Linked DNA regions of Homo sapiens: region 1 is linked to region 2. The links are chromatin loops, found by intact Hi-C in ENCODE. Cell type or tissue: mammary epithelial cell. All regions are shown on one strand. Links, peaks and the distances in the headings refer to the core of each region. The heading gives the core; the rest is flanking DNA.

Region 1 (8,326 bases), core at 111-8,110, 81 kb before region 2:
CCATTTATAAAACCATCAGATCTTGCGAGACTTATTCACTACCATGAGGACAGTATGGGGGAACCAGCCCTATGAGTCAGTTATCTCCACCTGGCCCTGTTCTTGACACTTGGGGATTATTACAGTTCAAGGTGAGATTTGGGTGGGGACAAGCCATATCAAGGTGCATGCCACCACACACACCTAACTTTATTTTATTTTTTAGAGATAGGATTGGCCCAGGCTGGTCTCAAACTCCTGGGCTTAAGCAATCCTCCTGCCTCAGCCTCTGGAAGTGCTAGGATTACAGACATGAGCCACAGTGCTAGGCCCAAGCATCTTTGATTGGAAGCTGCCTGCTGTACTGGAAGTCCCGCTCTTTGTTTGCAGTGGAGATGATTCATTCATTCTCTGACTCCTAGGCCTGGCTCTGGGCTGGTAAATTCTTCCTCACTTTGTTTCAAGTGGGGATCCCCTCCCCAAATCCTGGGCTGGAAGATTCTTCCCTGGCTCTTCATGAAGGCTCTCTGTTCTCTATTTGGCCCTGCTCCTCCCACGGGAATCTTTCAGTCCACTGAAACTTCCTTCTTGAACCCTGGCTAACTATATGCTCCACCAGCTCTGTCCATCTTCTTAGTGCATGAGCTGGCTGAGGATAATTTAGAACTTGATTGGTCTTTCTGGGAAACTTAAGACCTCCCCAAAACGGCCCCTCTAAGACCTCCGTCTTCCCATTATTTCCTCCTCCTTCCTCCTCCGACCACCTTTGATCTTCCCTTCAGCTCCCTTGAATCCTTTGATGTGTCCCCTTTAAACTCCTCCCCCTCCTGCCTCTGTCCACCCCCACCAGACATTTCTCTTTCCCAGCCCTTGGCTCCCTCAGCCATTTCAGTCCCCCTGCCCCAATCAGGGGCTCTCAGGGGACTCATGTTATCCCAAAAGCAACTTCCTGAAGCTGAAAAGAAAAAAGCTGATTGGAATTAGATTAAATTTTTATCCACTCACGTGGGCTGTGAGGACATTCAGGCAGCCCCCAGCATCTCCTTAGTAACATGCTTGAAATGTGATCCACAGGCTCCAAGGGATTACATAACAGGGCAGAAGGAAATCTTAAAAATCTCCCCCACAAACACATACACATACACAAAAGCAACACACAATTCAGATACAAATATCAAAGATAAGAGTGTATTAAAATTTTAGAATGGGCCTTGTGCAGTGGCTCATGCCTGTAATCCCAGCACTTTGGGAAGCCGAGGTGAGCAGATCACTTGAGGCCAGGAGTTTGAGACCAGCCTGACCAACAAACTGAGACCCAGTTTCTACTAAAAATACAAAAAGTAGCAAAGTGTGGTGGTGCATGGCTGTAATCCCAGCAATTCAGGAGGCTGAGGCATGAGAATCACTTGAGCCAAGATCAGGCCTGCACTCCAGCCTGGGCAACAGAGCGAGATTATCTCAAAAAAAAAAAAAAAAAAAGGAACGGAAAGCTGTAAGATCTCTATTTGCATTTGTCCATGTATGTATGTGATGTACATGTGATAGTTTTCTATCTCCACATGGTGTTGCCAAAATTAATTAATAAAAGAGCTCTGTCCAGTCTCTACCAAAAATACAAAAAAATTAGCCGGGTGTGGTGGCGGGCACCTGTATTCCCAGCTACTCAGGAGCCTGAGGCAGGAGAATCACTTGAACCTACGAGGCGGAGGTTGCAGTGAGCCGAGATCGTGCCATTGCACTCCAGCCTGGGTGACAGAGCAAGACTGTGTCAAAAAAATAAAAATAAAAATAAGTACTTATATAATTTAAATATTCCTAAAACTCTCAGAAATAAAGGAACTATATTGCTCTTCAAGTTTATATGACTTAGGTAAATCTTTGATATGTAAGATTAGTTTAATATTATTGGCTTAATAAAAACAGTTGTGTCTTCTGAGTTCCAGCATTAAATGTAATATGAGCATACATTTCTATTCAACTTGGGTTTACTAGTTAAATAAGCTAATATTTTATCTACTGGATGTTTAAGAATATGAAAATTGTTAATATAATATGAGAACAAATGTACGAGTAAAGATGCAGTAAAAGTGAATTGCTTGAAGTCCATTATTTCACTTATATCAAACACAATAGTAAAGCAAACACAATAGTAAAGCAAACACAATAATAAAGCAAACACAACAGTAAAGCAAACACAATAGTAAAGCAAAAGCTCTATGTATTTAATAATTTAGGTTTTTATTTTTATGATATTTGTTTAACATGCATGTGCTGTAAAAATAGTTAACAGAGGAAGAATTTGAGATGATGGCTAGCTTTCTTTCTTTTCTTTTCTTTCTTTCTTTTTTTTTTTTTTGGTAGGATCTTGCTCTGTTGCCCAGGCTGGAGTGCAATAGCATGATCACAGGCTACTGCAGGCTCAAACTCCTGGCCTCAGGCAATCCTGCTGCCTCAGCCTCCTAAAGTGCTGGGATTATAGGCATGAGCCACTACACTTGGTGCTAGCTTTGTTTAATACCTGAAAACAATTTTCAAAATCTTTTTGGTAACTTGCAACCTTGGAGTTATGCTAAGTTAAATTAAGTAACAGAAATCCATTAAATGTCTACATTGTTTCTAAGTACAATAAACTACCAAAACATTCATGGCTAAGTGTATTAGTCCATTTTCACACTGCTATAAAGAACTTCCCTGAGACTAGGTAATTTATAAAGGAAAGAAGTTTAATTGACTCAGAGTTCCACATGGCTGGGGAAGCTTCAAGAAACTTAAAATCACGGTGGAAAAGGAAGCAGGCACCTTCTTCACAAGGCGGCAGGAGGGAGAAGAGGGAAAGAGGAACTTCCAAACACTTATAAAACCATCAGATCTCATGATAACTCACTCAGTATCATGAGAACAGCATGGGGGAAATCACCCCCATGATCCTATCACCTCCCTCCCTCGACACGTGGGGATTACTATTTGAGATGAGATTTGGGTGGGGACACAGAGCCAAATCATATCATTAAGATTAAGTTTAAATTTATATACTTTGGAGTTTTTCTTTTTACATGGTATAGGTAGATAAAATACATTTGGATCTGTTAGTAAACATTCTTTTTGTCATATTGAAAAATTTTACTATAAAGAAACAGTATATGTCTCTAGAAATTGTCAGATAGTATATTCATAAAACACTTGTTAGTATTTGTATAGTATTTTGCTAATCTGCTATAGAATACTGGTATGTGATGACAGTTCACAATTGTATGCTTCCTAGTTTTCTCTGTAAAAGAAAGGTTACTAATAGTTAAAATTATAATTAATATATGTAATTAAAACTATTAAAAATAATAAAGCTGGAGGAAAACAACTGCATATGAAAAGTATGCAAGGAAAATCGGATGTGTATGTATGCAAAGAAAGTAAGATGAAGGTATGTTTTTTTGTTAAGAGAAAGAGGGTAATTTTATTTTAATGTATTAATAGAACATCTAGTTGTTCCAGAATGAGAAAGGAAAATGTGGGGCAGGAGGTGAGGGGACCTGAATGGATGTAGAAGCGTTGTGGAAAAGGAATCTTGGAAAAGGAATTTTATGTATGGTCAAGCTGGCTAAGATTTGAATGGATTTATTTATGTTTTTTTAAGCCCTAATATCAGAAGTACGTTGGTGCAAAACTAAAATTTGGTTTTTCTCTCTGTTAAAACAACAAAGTTTTCTTAGAAAGAGGTTGTAAAAGGTTTTTCTTCACCTTTTAAATAATCTGTCTAGGAAAGCAAGATTTTACATATTCTCAGAAGAATCTCCTGTGCTTTATGTTAATCTTTGTCATGTCCTTGATTATTTAAGAGTACCAACACTTGTCACTTTTAAAAGAGCTGAAGTTTTTTTTGTGTGTGTGTGTGACAATTTTGCCTTCCCAAAAATCAAATCCTAAATGAAATCTTGTTCTCAAACTGACTTTGAGATTTCCCAGAGGGCTTCTTGAAAATCTTCAAGGATTGGTTCTTTAATCTTGTAAAAAGAGAAAATATAAAAATAAATTGGTGTATTTGATATGTTTAATGCATGAAAAGATGTTGTCACATAAGAAGGGATGCTTATCCTTTCCTGTGTTATATTTAGGGACATGAATAAGCTGTGGGGTCCTAATAAGGGAAAAAGAATCAGGCTGGTGGGAGCAGGAGAAAGCAAAAAGAAAAGGCAGATAAGCCATGCGTCTGTCCTTCTTCATGGTCCAGGACACACAGTCCTCCTGTACAAATAACTCACAATCTGCCTGTGCCCAGCTATCACCAGACCCTTGCCTGACAGAAAAATGCAAGCTAGCTCACTGCAACCTTGGTATTATCAGTATTGCACGCAGCCCTCTCCATCACAAGCACCATCCTATTAAATCCCCAGCAGTCAGCTCCTCTCTTGCTGATCTGCCTGTTGCTTTCTTGCAATGTATTTTCCTATTTTCGCTAAAAAATTTGCCTTTCTGTACCGACAATTGTCTTGGTAAATTCTTTTACCACCCACACCACCAGCCCCAGCTAGTTGCTATCCATGACATTTGGGTGGCCCATATGAAGACTCTCTCTTCTTACAGGAAACCCTCTCCCCTCTCTCTTTCCCAACCCAGGGCCCTCGGTGGACAGCGTCTAAGCATGGAGACAACTGAAGGTCTCTGGCCGAAGTTACACTCTGGTGGGACTGAAAGGTGTCCATATGAAAGTGTCTAACTGCCACCACCCATCAGGTGAGGGACCTAAGTTTATTTTCTCTTTTCAGTCTTCCAGCAGCCGGCTGCTAGTATCCCTCTAGCAACTAACAGCAACCAGCTGGGGCTGCTACTCAGTGTTGCCTAAAGGCCAAAGGGTGAACAGGGTTGGCTGCCTTGCCTGTGATGGAGGAAAATTCCCTCTTCTCTCTTTTCTGGCCAAAGGTCCCTAATCCCTATGTATGACATGACTGGCAGCGGTAGCTCATTCAGAGTGACTTCACACACATTTTGGGTGACTCATATCCTCTCTTTCTCACTCTAAATTCTCCTGTGGAGTCACCCAGTCATCTTGCTCTGGATGTTGCTAAATCAGGTGATCCCAGACAGCCTCAGAATGGTACATCTTTCTTTACCCACCCCCTCTCCTGGACTGGCACCAAGCCAAGTTGTTCCTTTACCCTTTTTCCTCATACCTGGGTTAATCACCCAGCATAACAGCATACCTGGACTGGCCATCTGGCATAAGGCACCAGCATGAAGAGGTCTTTTCTAATGGGTGGGACACCCCTTTAGAAAGTGCACCTGAGGCCAGGCGAGGTGGCTCACACCTGTAATCTCAGCATTTTGGGAGGCCGAGGCAAGCAGATCACGATGTCAGGAGTTCAAGTCCAGTCTGACCAACATGGTGAAACCCCATCTCTACTAAAGATACAAAAAATTAGCTGAGCGCGGTGGCGTATGCCTGTAACTCTAGCTACTGGGGAGGCTGAGGCAGGAGAATCACTTGAACCCAGGAGGTAGAGGTTGCAGTGAGCTGAGATCCCCCCATTGCACTCCAGCCTGGGTGACAAGGCGAGACTCCATCTCAAAAAAAAAAAAGAAAGAAAAAAAGAAAATGCACCCAAGTCCCTAAGCAGACATGAGTGAAACCCTTTTCCTCAGTGGGATGCCCCAAGAGAATGTGTGGTTCATGTCCCCAGGAGATGTTAGCCCTGAGTGGCTCATTTTCCAGTCCTTCCGTCGGACCCATCTATTCCTTCAAACTCACTTCTAGGCTGCATTCCAAAGCACTGGGACAAATTCAACCCCCAAACCCTCAAAAAGGAAGGTCTAATTTTCTTGTGAAATAAAGCATGGCCCCTCTGCAGAAAATCCTCAAATTAGTCTCCTCAGTCTTTTGTAACCAAGAGCAGAATAAGGAGGACAGGGCTAAGGAGAAAGAAAAATACAGGGACAAAAGGCAAGCTCAACTGTTGGCTGCTGTACAAGCCCCAGCCCCTCCCCATAGCTCTAAGGAAACTTCTCCAGGTAGTTGCCAGGCCACTGGAAGGCAAACTACCCCAATGGGATAAATGGGAAAAAGCTCTACATGGCTCTGCCACAAGCTCAGCCACTGGAAATGAAGCTTCCTTGAGGGCTGAAGTGCCTCCAGGATGGAATTCCAACCCTTGGTGGCCTTGAACTGAAGGGGCTCTCTGCTCCAGCTGCTTCCAAATCAGACACCACCATCAACACAACAAAACCAAGGGCAACTCTGAAGGTGGCAAGTGAAATTATAAATTTCCCTTTTAAGTTCAAAAGCTACTTACTCTGTACTAATCTTCCCTGAACAACTCTCCTCCAAATTCTGTCAGGTAATGAGGGCAAGCAGCACCTGCTCCCTCCCCCAAAAAATTCACACCCCTTTATATTACTTAAGGAACCAACGACCTTTCTCCCAACAGTCCCTATAGTATCTAAATAACCCAAACTCCTTTGGGACAAAAATATACTTTCCAAAATGGGTGCCTGCTTAATATTTACCCAACTTCTGAATTCATCTTTCCCTCTAATAGCCCTATTTCTCCCAGGAATGCCAGCTAAATCTTTAACCAATAACCTTCACCTAGATAGTCTTACCTCCAGGGTTAAAAATAGCCCACACTTATTCAGACAAACCCTAGCAAGAAATCTAACCAAGCAATCTCTAAGGGGGACTAACTTCTACAGTGTGTAGATCACCTCCTCATTTGCTCCCCCTTCACAGAACTCACACAGCAATGTGCAGTACAAACCTTAACTTCTTAACTAAAGGAAAATAATTGTTGTCTAATCCAAAAGCTATTTAAAAGTTATAGTTGTTCTAACATTGGTTCCCTACATTGAAACAAAATTTTCTTAAGGTATTAATGATGGCAGCAGTGGGCCATCTGGAGTTGACACTGCCATCACACAAGCTGCAGCAGGGAGGCATGGCTGGGGCTTCATGCTCAATGAAGCCAGTAAAGTGGGGGACAAGCAGGAGCCCTACCCCTTCTGAGTTGAAGCAGGAGCTCCTTGGATGCAGCTGCAGCCACCCAAGACACAGTTCCAGTTCCAGACATCCCTGTGCTCCCACTCCATGGAGCAAGCAAGAGCCCTGACCCTGGGATACAGCTGCAGCTGCCCAAACTACACCTGTGGACCTAGGCATCCCTGCACTCTTGGGGGCCCAAGAAGGCCCCCACTGCCCTTGCAGGCTTGGAAGTGCCTGCTCCCACTGCCTGGCTTCTCCCTGCTGTCAGTGCCTGCTCCAATCTTGGAGCAAAGTTGGGGCTGAGCCTGGGCATTGTTGCAGCCTGGCTGGGTGTGCACACACTTGGGGCAGTGCTGACACACCAGGCCCCTGTTACCTCAGAACCCTCCAGATTTTGGGTGCGGATGAGCATGGAAGGGAAGCCAAGGCAGGACTGAGGCCAGCTCAGCAGCGCTGGCCTGCAGGCAGCCTTTGGTATGAACAGCCTGGGCACCATGAACCACAGCAGGAGGCAGACAGCCTCCTGGGCAGAAGGGGGCAAGTCCCAATGAAGCCCCACCTTCAGTCCAGGGAGGGCCTGAAGGCTGGAGGCCAGGCTGCCAGTCCCACGGACTGGAGTGGGAACTTACAGTGCCTTTTCCAGGCCTGCCCATGGCCACCCATGGACCAACTGCTGTGCACTTCCTCCCCTGCAGGCCCATAAAATCCCCAGGCTCAGCCAAACTTGGGCAGATATCAGTATGACCAGCTGCAGAGAGGAGCTACCCACTCCAGGGCCTCCTCTCTGCTGAGAGCTGGGGAGATGACGGGATGATCTGCCTGCAGAGAGGAGCAACCCACTCCAGGGCCTCCTCTCTGCTGAGAGCTGCAGAGACAATGGGATGACCTGCCTGCAGAGAGGAACTTCCTATTCCAGGGTCCCCTCTCTGCCAGGAGCTGAACACTAGTGGGGACAGCCTGGTTGCAGAAAGGAGCTGCCCCCTGCTCATGTGGGAGACTGAGTTGTTCTATCACTCAATAAAGCTCCTCTTTGTTTTGCTCACCCTCCACCTGTCTGTGTACCTCATTCTTCCTTGTCACAGGATAAGAACTTGGGACCTGTTGAATGGTGGGGCTAAAAGAGCATTAACACAAACAGGCCTGAGACATGTCCCTTGCTCACCACATCACGGGGAAAGAGAAGGAGAGAAGAGCTGTGGCCCTTTGAGGAGCCCAGACTTGGGAGCTCCCTGAGCCAGGGCTGTGACTCCCTCTTTGGGCCCCTATGGTTCTTGGTGTCTCCAAGCTTCTGGGTGCCACCATGTACCCTGATGCCCACCATGGAAGTTGCCTGCAGTACACCTGGTCCAGCTGTAGCCTCGCGGAGAGCTGGCCCCCATG
Region 2 (8,326 bases), core at 25-8,024:
AACCCCAATAGCTGGTGCTGAAAGACCAGGTCCTCAAGGCCGGGTGCGGTGGCTCACGCCTGTAATCCCAGCACTTTGGGAGGCCGAGGCGGGTGGATCACGAGGTCAGGAGATCGCGACCAACCTGGCTAACATGGTGAAACCCCTTCTGTACTAAAAATACAAAACAAAATTAGCCGGGTGTGGTGGCGGGCGCCTGTAGTCCCAGCTACTCGGGAGGCTGAGGCAGGAGAATGGCGTGAACCCAGGAGGCAGAGCTTGCAGTGAGCTGAGATCACGCCACTGCACTCCAGCCTGGGCAACAGAGCGAGACTCCGTCTCAAAAAAAAAAAAAAAAAAAAAAAGACCAGGTCCTCTATCTCCCCCACATATGGCTCTTCCACTACGGGACACCTGTGGCCTCAGGTGAGGCTTGCAGAGAACCTTTGTGCCTATCACTCTTTTGATTTGTGCGTTTGATTTTATAAAGATCCCTGTAAGCCAGCAGGCATCGTCCCTGGCCTGGAGATGTAGAAACTGAGGCCCAGGGACAAAGTGACTTACCCAAGGTCCCATAGCTCAACTTGGCAGAACTGGGACCCCACCAGCCCCCTAAACTTTACACTGACCACATCTCTACTCCAGCAATGACACAGAGCACCCTCTGCTACCTGTACCCCCAGTCCAGAGACCAAGCTCCAGGCTTGCAGGAGGTCTACTTACTGGCCTCGAAGCAGAGCTGGGCACCCATCAGTCTAAGGTCCTCGGGCACAGGTCCCCAGGTCTAGAAGGAACTGCCTGGAGAAGGCCAGTGGACAGGTTACCAAAGATTCAGCAGGTCTGCTTTTTATGGGCCAGAGATCACGTTACAAAGTTGATGATTAATTCAATGGTGCTGTCATGTGTTACTATATCCAGGGGATTTCCCAGTGATTTCTCCTGACTCGCAGACTGACCTGCTGGAGCTGGCCGGCCTAAGAGAAGGAAACAGGAATGGGGGTCTGGCCTGGGTAGGTCTTACGGTAGCCTTCTTTCTCACTTCTGACCAATCTCAAGCTGGCTGTGCATTGTAATGGTCCAAGCATGTTAATAAATACCTATGTCCAGCCCCGCCCCCAAAGACTCCGGTTCCACTGGCCTAGGGTGGAACCCAGGCATCAGGAGTTTACAGAGCAACGCAGATGATTCTAATGTACAGCCAGGATGGAGATTCACTGCAGCAGACCCTGGCACACAGAAGGAACTCAATCTGTGTTGCTGAAGCAGATTGAATTGCATTTGCTGTATCCCAGGACCTGGGAAATTGTGCACCTCCAACAGAAAGGAGGGGTAAAGCAGACAGAAGAGGAGAGGAGCTGATGGTCCCTCCAGCCTTTCTCACTGGAATTTCTGGGAATTCCACTTTCCCAGAACTGCCACAAAATGCAAATAGCCCTACAGACAGTCACTGCAAAGGTCTAGCTCCCAATGTGTTAGCACTGGAAAAGAAGCCAAAGGTATTCTAGCCCGTCAATATTTATTTCGGTTAGGAAAACTGAGGATCATGGAGGGAAGGTGGCTTACTCTAACCTAGTGCTCCTCACTCACATTGCAACATACTCTCAAATCTCCTGGGGATCTTGTTAAAATGCAGATTGACTCAGAAAGCCTGAGGCCCTACCTGAGATAAGTGGACCCGACTTTTTTTTTTGAGACAGGGTCTCACTGTCATTCAGGCTAGAGTGCAGTGGTGTGATCATGGCTCACTACAACCTCAAACTCCCAAGCTCAATTGATCCTCCCACCTCAGCCTCCTGAGTAGCTGGGACCACAGGTGCATTCCACCATGCTCAGCTAATATTTCTGATATTGTGAAGACAGGTCTAGCTATGTGGCCCAGGCTGGTCTCAAACTTCTGGCCTCAAGCAGTCCCCCCATCTTGGCATCCCCAGGTGCTGAGATTACAGGCATGAGCCACCGCACCTGGCCAAGTGGACCCCACTTTCGGGGGCAAGGGCCTGGTGGGTTTGGAGCCTTGTGAGTGCCCTGACCCTCAACCTGTGGGCTAAGCCCCTCCCAAGACCCCAGATCAAGGCCACAATCAGTGACTGCTCGGCTAAGGGATGGCTAGTGCCAGGTACGTCTCCACCTTAGTGCAGGCTGCCTTGGGTGGTTCCCCAGAGCGCTGCAGCCATGCATCTTGTTAATAAATCACACTCTCATGAGAGGTATGTATGGCATCTTATTAGGGAAGTCAACTCTGAGCCTCAGACTGTCTGGAAAATTACCTGGCAAGCTATGGCCCTCAGGCCACCCAAAGCCAGCAGGCTGGGGTGGTATAGTTGCATCAGTGGGACCTTGGGCCATGAGGCAGCTGGGGGGCAGAGGAGGTCATTCTGAGGAGCTAAAAAACCTGCCTAAAGCCTCCCGTCCAGGGTACAGGCATACCCGCCACACACTCTGTGTTTGTTTATTGAACAAACTGCCAGGGTTCAGGACATGCCACCCCAAAATATGGCACTTTGGCATTTAAGAAAACAGCAGAAGCAGGAAGGCCTCGCTCACCTTCCCTTTGCCCGAATCCCCTGAAGTAGGGCCATGAGGCCATAAGACCCATCCTTACCTCTGAAGACACAGGGACAGAGAGAAGAATCTGAACAGGCTGGCCGACTCTCCCCGGTTTATTACCCCTTCCCCCTTTAGCCAATCACTTCTCCACGATGCCCACTCTTCATGAAACCAACGCATAAAAATACATGTCCCCATTTCTTTGGGTCTTCATTTCCAAAGGCCCCTGTGTCATGTAAAATTTACATGAAATAAATTTGTGTGCTTTTCTCTTGTTGACCTGTCTTTTGTTATAGGTGTCCTAGCCATGAACCGAGCAATGGGTGGGGAAAGATTTTACTTTTGTACTTTTCCTCCCCTGCAGAATGCTACCGTTTTTGTTGTTGTTGTTGTTGTTTTTGAGAGGGAGTCTCGCTCTGTGGCCCAGACTGGAGTGCAGTGGCACGATCTCGGCTCACTGCAACCTCTGCCTCCCAGGTTCAAGCAACTCTCCTGCCTCAGCCTCCCAAGTAGCTGGGACTGTGGCGCTCTCCATGATGCCCAGTTAATTTTTGTATTTTTAGTAGAGATGAGGTTTCACCATGTTGGCCAGGATGGTCTCGATCTACTGACCTCGTGATCCACCCGCCTCGGCCTCCCAAAGTGCTGGGATTACAGGCGTGAGCCACCGCTCCTGGCCCGGAATGCTACCGTTCTAAGTCCAGAACTTACCTGACAGTCCTCATGGCAACTCCTCAAAAAGGTCCTGTTTATTGTAATCATTTCCATTATACACGTGGGGAAACTGAGGCACACGACAGTTACGCAGCTTGTTCAGCTCACTAGGCATGACGTGACAGGCTGGGATTGGCCCAGGTATCGTGGCTGGAGACCGTCTGCCTTGCGCCCCTCCACGGCCACTCGCCGCGGAGACTCCGCCCCTTGGAAGTGCCCCCTAATTAGGAATATCTCCTCCACTGGACTGCGCGGGCACAGAGCAGGAGATTTGTAGATAGGCCTAACTTGCTGCTGAGTGTCAGGTTGAGGCTGCCCCGCAGTAGATGTCACCCGCCAGCCCCGCTGCAAACCTTTGCTCTGAGAGGGGCGGGCCCGTGCCCTCAAGCGCGGGGCGGTCTCCGCTGTGCAGAGACTGAGGCGGCCCCTGCTGGCGGCGGTCAGTACTGCAGGAGGCGCCGAGGGCCCGGGAGCCCCCAAAGCCGGGAGGGGCGCCCCAGAGGGAGGTGAGCGGCGCCGAGGCTCACTATACCGCAGCTCCCACACACCCGTCTCCCAGGGTGGGTGGTAGCCTCACTGGGACCCCTCTGTTGCAGTCGGCCTCTCTTGCCCAGAGCCCCATCACTACACATGTCTTCACGCAGGTTATCTCTCAAGACTCAACCCGCGCTCCGGGAAGAGCCTGGCACACGAGGAAGCCACTGCTGCCCCGCGCCCACTCCAGCGTGCGGCCCAGCGGGACCGGGAGCCCAGCCCAACCTGGGGCACTGTCAGGCAGCCCGGTCCCTCGTGGGCCCTGCCATTAAGGCCCAGGGACGCCTACCTATGACACTTGCCAGCCCTCATCCGTTCCCCGCCGGGCCAAAATCTCAGAGGGCAGGGGCTGCCCTGCCTAGAAACCAGCCCCAGAACATCAGGGCCGCGGGCGCTGTGGGCGGTCGGCCAGGGCGCGCAGGGGCCAAACAGGGCAGCGTTGGGAGCTTTTGCACAAGGCACCCCTCTGCCAGCCTCATGGCCCAGCCATGCCACCCCCGTGAACCAAGTGTGCTGGCCCACAGCAGCGCTCTGCACAACAGCCCCAGCCTGGAAACAAGCGAATGTCCACTGCTGTCCACCTCACACTCAGCTGGGGGAGCTGAACTGCTCAGATCCCCGGGAATGCAGGGCCCATTCCCCGGAGGCCAAGGCCAGTGTCCCACCCACACCCAGTCCAGGCCTATGCTTCCCCGGGTCTGCCGCCTAAGCAGCCCTGTCCCTGATCTCTGTCTCAGAGGCTGCTCCCGGCCCAGCTTCCCACAACCATCAGCAGGACCTAAACTGCCACATATGCGCGCCATGGAATACTGTGCCAATGACAACAAATTACTGCTACCTGCAACGACGAGGATAAACCTCACAGCCGTGAGGCTGATGTAAGGGAAGACCCAAAGAGCACCGCGTGCTGCCATTCATAGGAAGTTCAGGCAAAACCCATCCGTGGTGTTCGAAGCAGGACAAGGCTGCCTTTGGGAGGTAGTGATCGGCAGGGACACGGGAAGCCTCTGGGGAGCTGGAAACGTCCTGCACCTTGATCGTGGTCACACAGGTGTGTAGATGTACAAAAAAACCCTTCCAATCGGACCCTCAAATCATACATAAATTGCGTCTTCGTGTTATGTTGGCTAAGCCCTTCCAGCCCTAACAATGTCGTTCTGGCGGAGCTGGTGAGTCAGGGAGCATCCACGCCGCCTGGGAAGACCGGCTCTGGAGGCTGGAGGGCTTGACCAGCACTGCCACCCGGTGGCCGGCAGCGGAACTGACCACAGGCCTGGTGCCCTGGAGGGAATGGGCCACAAACGCTCCGCCAGGACTGCACCTGTGTCCTAGGCGCCGCCCTCAGCCACCAAGTCGGCCTGCCTCTCGAGCACCCAACAACTCCAACAAGCCCTCTGGACCAATAGCTGCAGCCCCCACGGGGCCTTGGGGGTGGGAGGGAGGAGAGGGAGGCCAGCCTGTAGCACAGTACCAGCCCAGAGTTATTAACAGGTCTGTGCTGTCACTTCCGCTCTGCTGCGGTCCTCCTGGGTCCTGATTCTGCCGAGCGCCTCCACAGCCTTCCTCCCTCCTGGTTCTCCCCGCCAGCAGCCAGCACGGGAGCGCCCACTGGGCATGAATGGGGAGCCTGCCAGAGAGGGGAGCTGGGGGAGAGAGGCACAGCTTCCAGGCCTGGCGTGGCTGCTCATGCCTGTGCGTGAGGGAAGGGTCAAGGGAAAGGTGTGCCCTCTCTTCTTTTGGTTTCTTGTTTTCCTTTTTCCCGTGCCCCCTCACCCCATACACAACTGTCAGGGTGTCTGTCCTGGAAAGACACCTGGTACCTGCCCTGGTGGTGCCTGCCCTGTGTGGGGTGTGTGTATGCGTGTGCATGCGTGTGCATGTGTGCATGCATGTGTGTTCAACAGGAATTGATTTAGTGCCTGCTATGTGCCAAGCACTGTCCCAGTTCTGGGTAACCAGAGATTGAAGGAAACCCAATCCTCATCCTTCAGCCACTTTGTGCATGCCCTGGAATTTAGGTAAGTGCTACAAGAGGGCCAAACTGAGGGCTGGGAAAACCAGCGGTGTCGAGGGGTTGTTATGCCCAGGGAATGGGTGAAGGTTTTGTGGAAGAAGAGTTATTAAAATTGTGCCCTGAAAGGTAAATAGGATTTCAACAGCCAAGAAAGGAATGAAAGGCATTTCAGGGAGAAGGAATACACACACAAAAGCATAGGAAAGGAGACATGATCTGTGCTGTATGGTTGTATCAGGTAGGATTAGGATTGCTTGCATGCAAGAGAATGTCCAAAAGGACAGTGGCTTGAGCAAGGCATGTTCATTTCTTTTTCACATAAAATAAGCTGAAGACAGGCAGTCCAGCTAGTCATGACACCTCTGCAGCCATAGGGGACCCAGGCTTTCTCCGCTGTTCAGCTCCACCATTCTAGCACTGGCCTCAAGGTCACGTCATGTACCAAAAGTGCTGCTGGAACTCCAGCCAGTACATCAGAGCTCCAAGCATCAGGGAAGAGAAAGACTCAAATGGGCACTCCTCTAAGCTAAGCCAAGCCAGCTTGCAATTAAGCTGATTTACTGGAGGGCCTATGTAACGTTTTCATTTATAGCTCATTGGCCAGAACCTTGTCACATGGCCACAGCTAGCTGCAAGGGAAACTGAGAAATGTGGTCTTTATCGGGAAGAGCAGCTAAAAATTGGGGTCTGTCACTAAGGAAGAAGGAGAAACTGGATGTTGGTGGGAAGCCAGCACTGCCTAGCCCAGGGTAGAGTGGAGCAGTGGTCCTTCAACTTGTGGGGAGGGGGGCAGGAAGGCAGCCTGATCACAGGGGCCGTGCCGTGGAGGGGCTGGACTCTTCCATAGCAAATAGGGGATTGCTGAAAGATTCTCAGCAGGAGCCAAGGGTTGAGGAACCTGGAACTGTCTGCTTGGGGGAAAGAACCATTGGGCAGAAAATGGAAGCATGCAAGGAGGGGAAGGGAACTGTGAGAAGTTAATAAGGGCACGAGGCAGGGAAGGGCACCCCAGGAGAGCCAAGGCTAAGCCTGGCAACAGTGGGAGGTGATGCCAGGGCCCCGGGGAGGGACACAGATCTACTGAGGGTAGTCTGGGAGGAACACAGTACTAGCAGATAGCTGTGTCTGAGGCAGCTGTTAACCATCAAGTCAGGTGGCTCAAAGGCAACTGAGAATCCAAGTGGAAGCTCAGGTGAGATGACAGCACTGGGAACATAGATGAAGCGATCAGTCATACAGTGGTGGATGGGATCAGCCAGGCAGGGATCCAGTCGTTCAGCTGGAGGACTCTGATGGATCTTTCGGAGTTACTGGGGAAGGAGAACAATGGAGTGACCAACTGCATAAATTTTGAAGCCAGAGCTGGGTTCAAATCCAGACTTTAACAGCCATAAGCCTGTGGGCTGGCTAACAACACTTTCTAAGCCTTAATTTTCTCATGTGCAAAATGGAAATAAAGAGGCCTTCTGTGCGGGCTGATAGGAGGGCTGAATGAGTAATGAGTAGCACATTCCCACACAGGGAACTGCACTAACCAGTAAATACCTGCTCTTACCAGTAAACCACCCCCCCGCCCCCCACTTACTGAAGAGGACATCAGTGCCTTTCTTGGGGCCATTCACTGTGCCCGACAGTCCTCTCACTGCAAGGTGGGGCCCGTGGAGCCCTGTGTGGGATCGCTCAGGTGAGGTCACAAGCACTGTGCCTCTCCAGGACCCTGAGACCTCCAACCCAGCATGGCTAGGGCAGCCCCTGGCTCTGCCAAACCTCCTGGACAGGGGCATCTGCAGCCCCAGACAGGTGGGTCAAGAGAAGTGTTATGCCTCCTGCCAGCAGGGAAAAGGGGCCAGAGTAGGCCATGGCATGCCCCTTTCCTTAAAGGGCACAGCCAGAAAGAGCACACATGGCCCAAACTTCAGCTTGAATCCCATTGACCAAAGCTTAGTTGTGTGGCCACATCCAGCTGCAAGGAACTGGGAAGTGTAGGCTTCATTCTGGGCAATCATGTGCCCAGCTAGACAGAAATTGGAGTGTTCCAATATTACAATAGAGAAGGAGAGAATGGATATTGAGGGAAAACAGCAGCCATAGGGTGCAGGGAAAGAGAGAGGGCATGGCACCCTGGGTGCAGGGTGGTGGGAGGCTCTGAGCGCTGGGAGACCCCATGCCCCTGGGACTCACATGTGCTGCATGCACATCGCCTGGCACCCAGCCCGCAGGAACTCAGCTGTGGGGGCACTGTGGGTGGGTGGGCAGGGGAGCTGTTGTAGCTGAGAACCACCTCTACTGGCCAGAAGGACAAATCACCAACTTCTCCAGTAGAATTTTTCCAGATCCCTGGAGTTCCTTCTGGTCCCTCACCAAAGCCAAAATAGCGCAGAGAGGAAGAAAATATCTTCCTTCCACTCCTCTGAGTTTTTGCCCATTGTCAAAGCTCATTGCAGCCATTGTCATTGTCTCTACTGCCCAGGCCTTGGGCACAGTCCATCCTCCACAGGCAGGGATTGACCATTCCCTAGGTCTCCTGACACCCCCTCC

What was found. Hi-C counts contacts between places; a loop is a spot of excess contacts. Peaks named below come from ENCODE experiments on the same cell type or tissue, not always from the same donor. Only the 100,000 strongest peaks of a DNase experiment are listed, where the experiment ranks them.
Region 1: a loop joins it to region 2, with 5 times the contacts of the local background. A loop is called at or near these places in 4 of 110 quality-filtered maps.

What each region holds. Positions count from the first base shown.
Region 1 is chr2:96,423,107-96,431,432 of GRCh38, forward strand. No RefSeq gene overlaps it. Among named protein-coding and RNA genes, the nearest start is that of NEURL3, 78 kb to the right of the region's middle. RefSeq lists an enhancer at 4,350-5,549. In mammary epithelial cell, for the core only: no CTCF peak of the experiment used is centred there; DNase peaks (open chromatin) are centred at 395 and 5,095.
Region 2 is chr2:96,504,557-96,512,882 of GRCh38, forward strand. It overlaps NEURL3 (neuralized E3 ubiquitin protein ligase 3), which reads right to left and starts at 801. Exons shown (of 4, transcript NM_001285485.2): 1 at 703-801. The coding sequence starts at 730. RefSeq lists a silencer at 3,560-3,899. In mammary epithelial cell, for the core only: CTCF peaks have their summits at 3,666 (motif pointing left) and 5,018 (motif pointing left); DNase peaks (open chromatin) are centred at 865 and 4,985; H3K4me3 peaks cover 320 bases; H3K27me3 peaks cover 196 bases.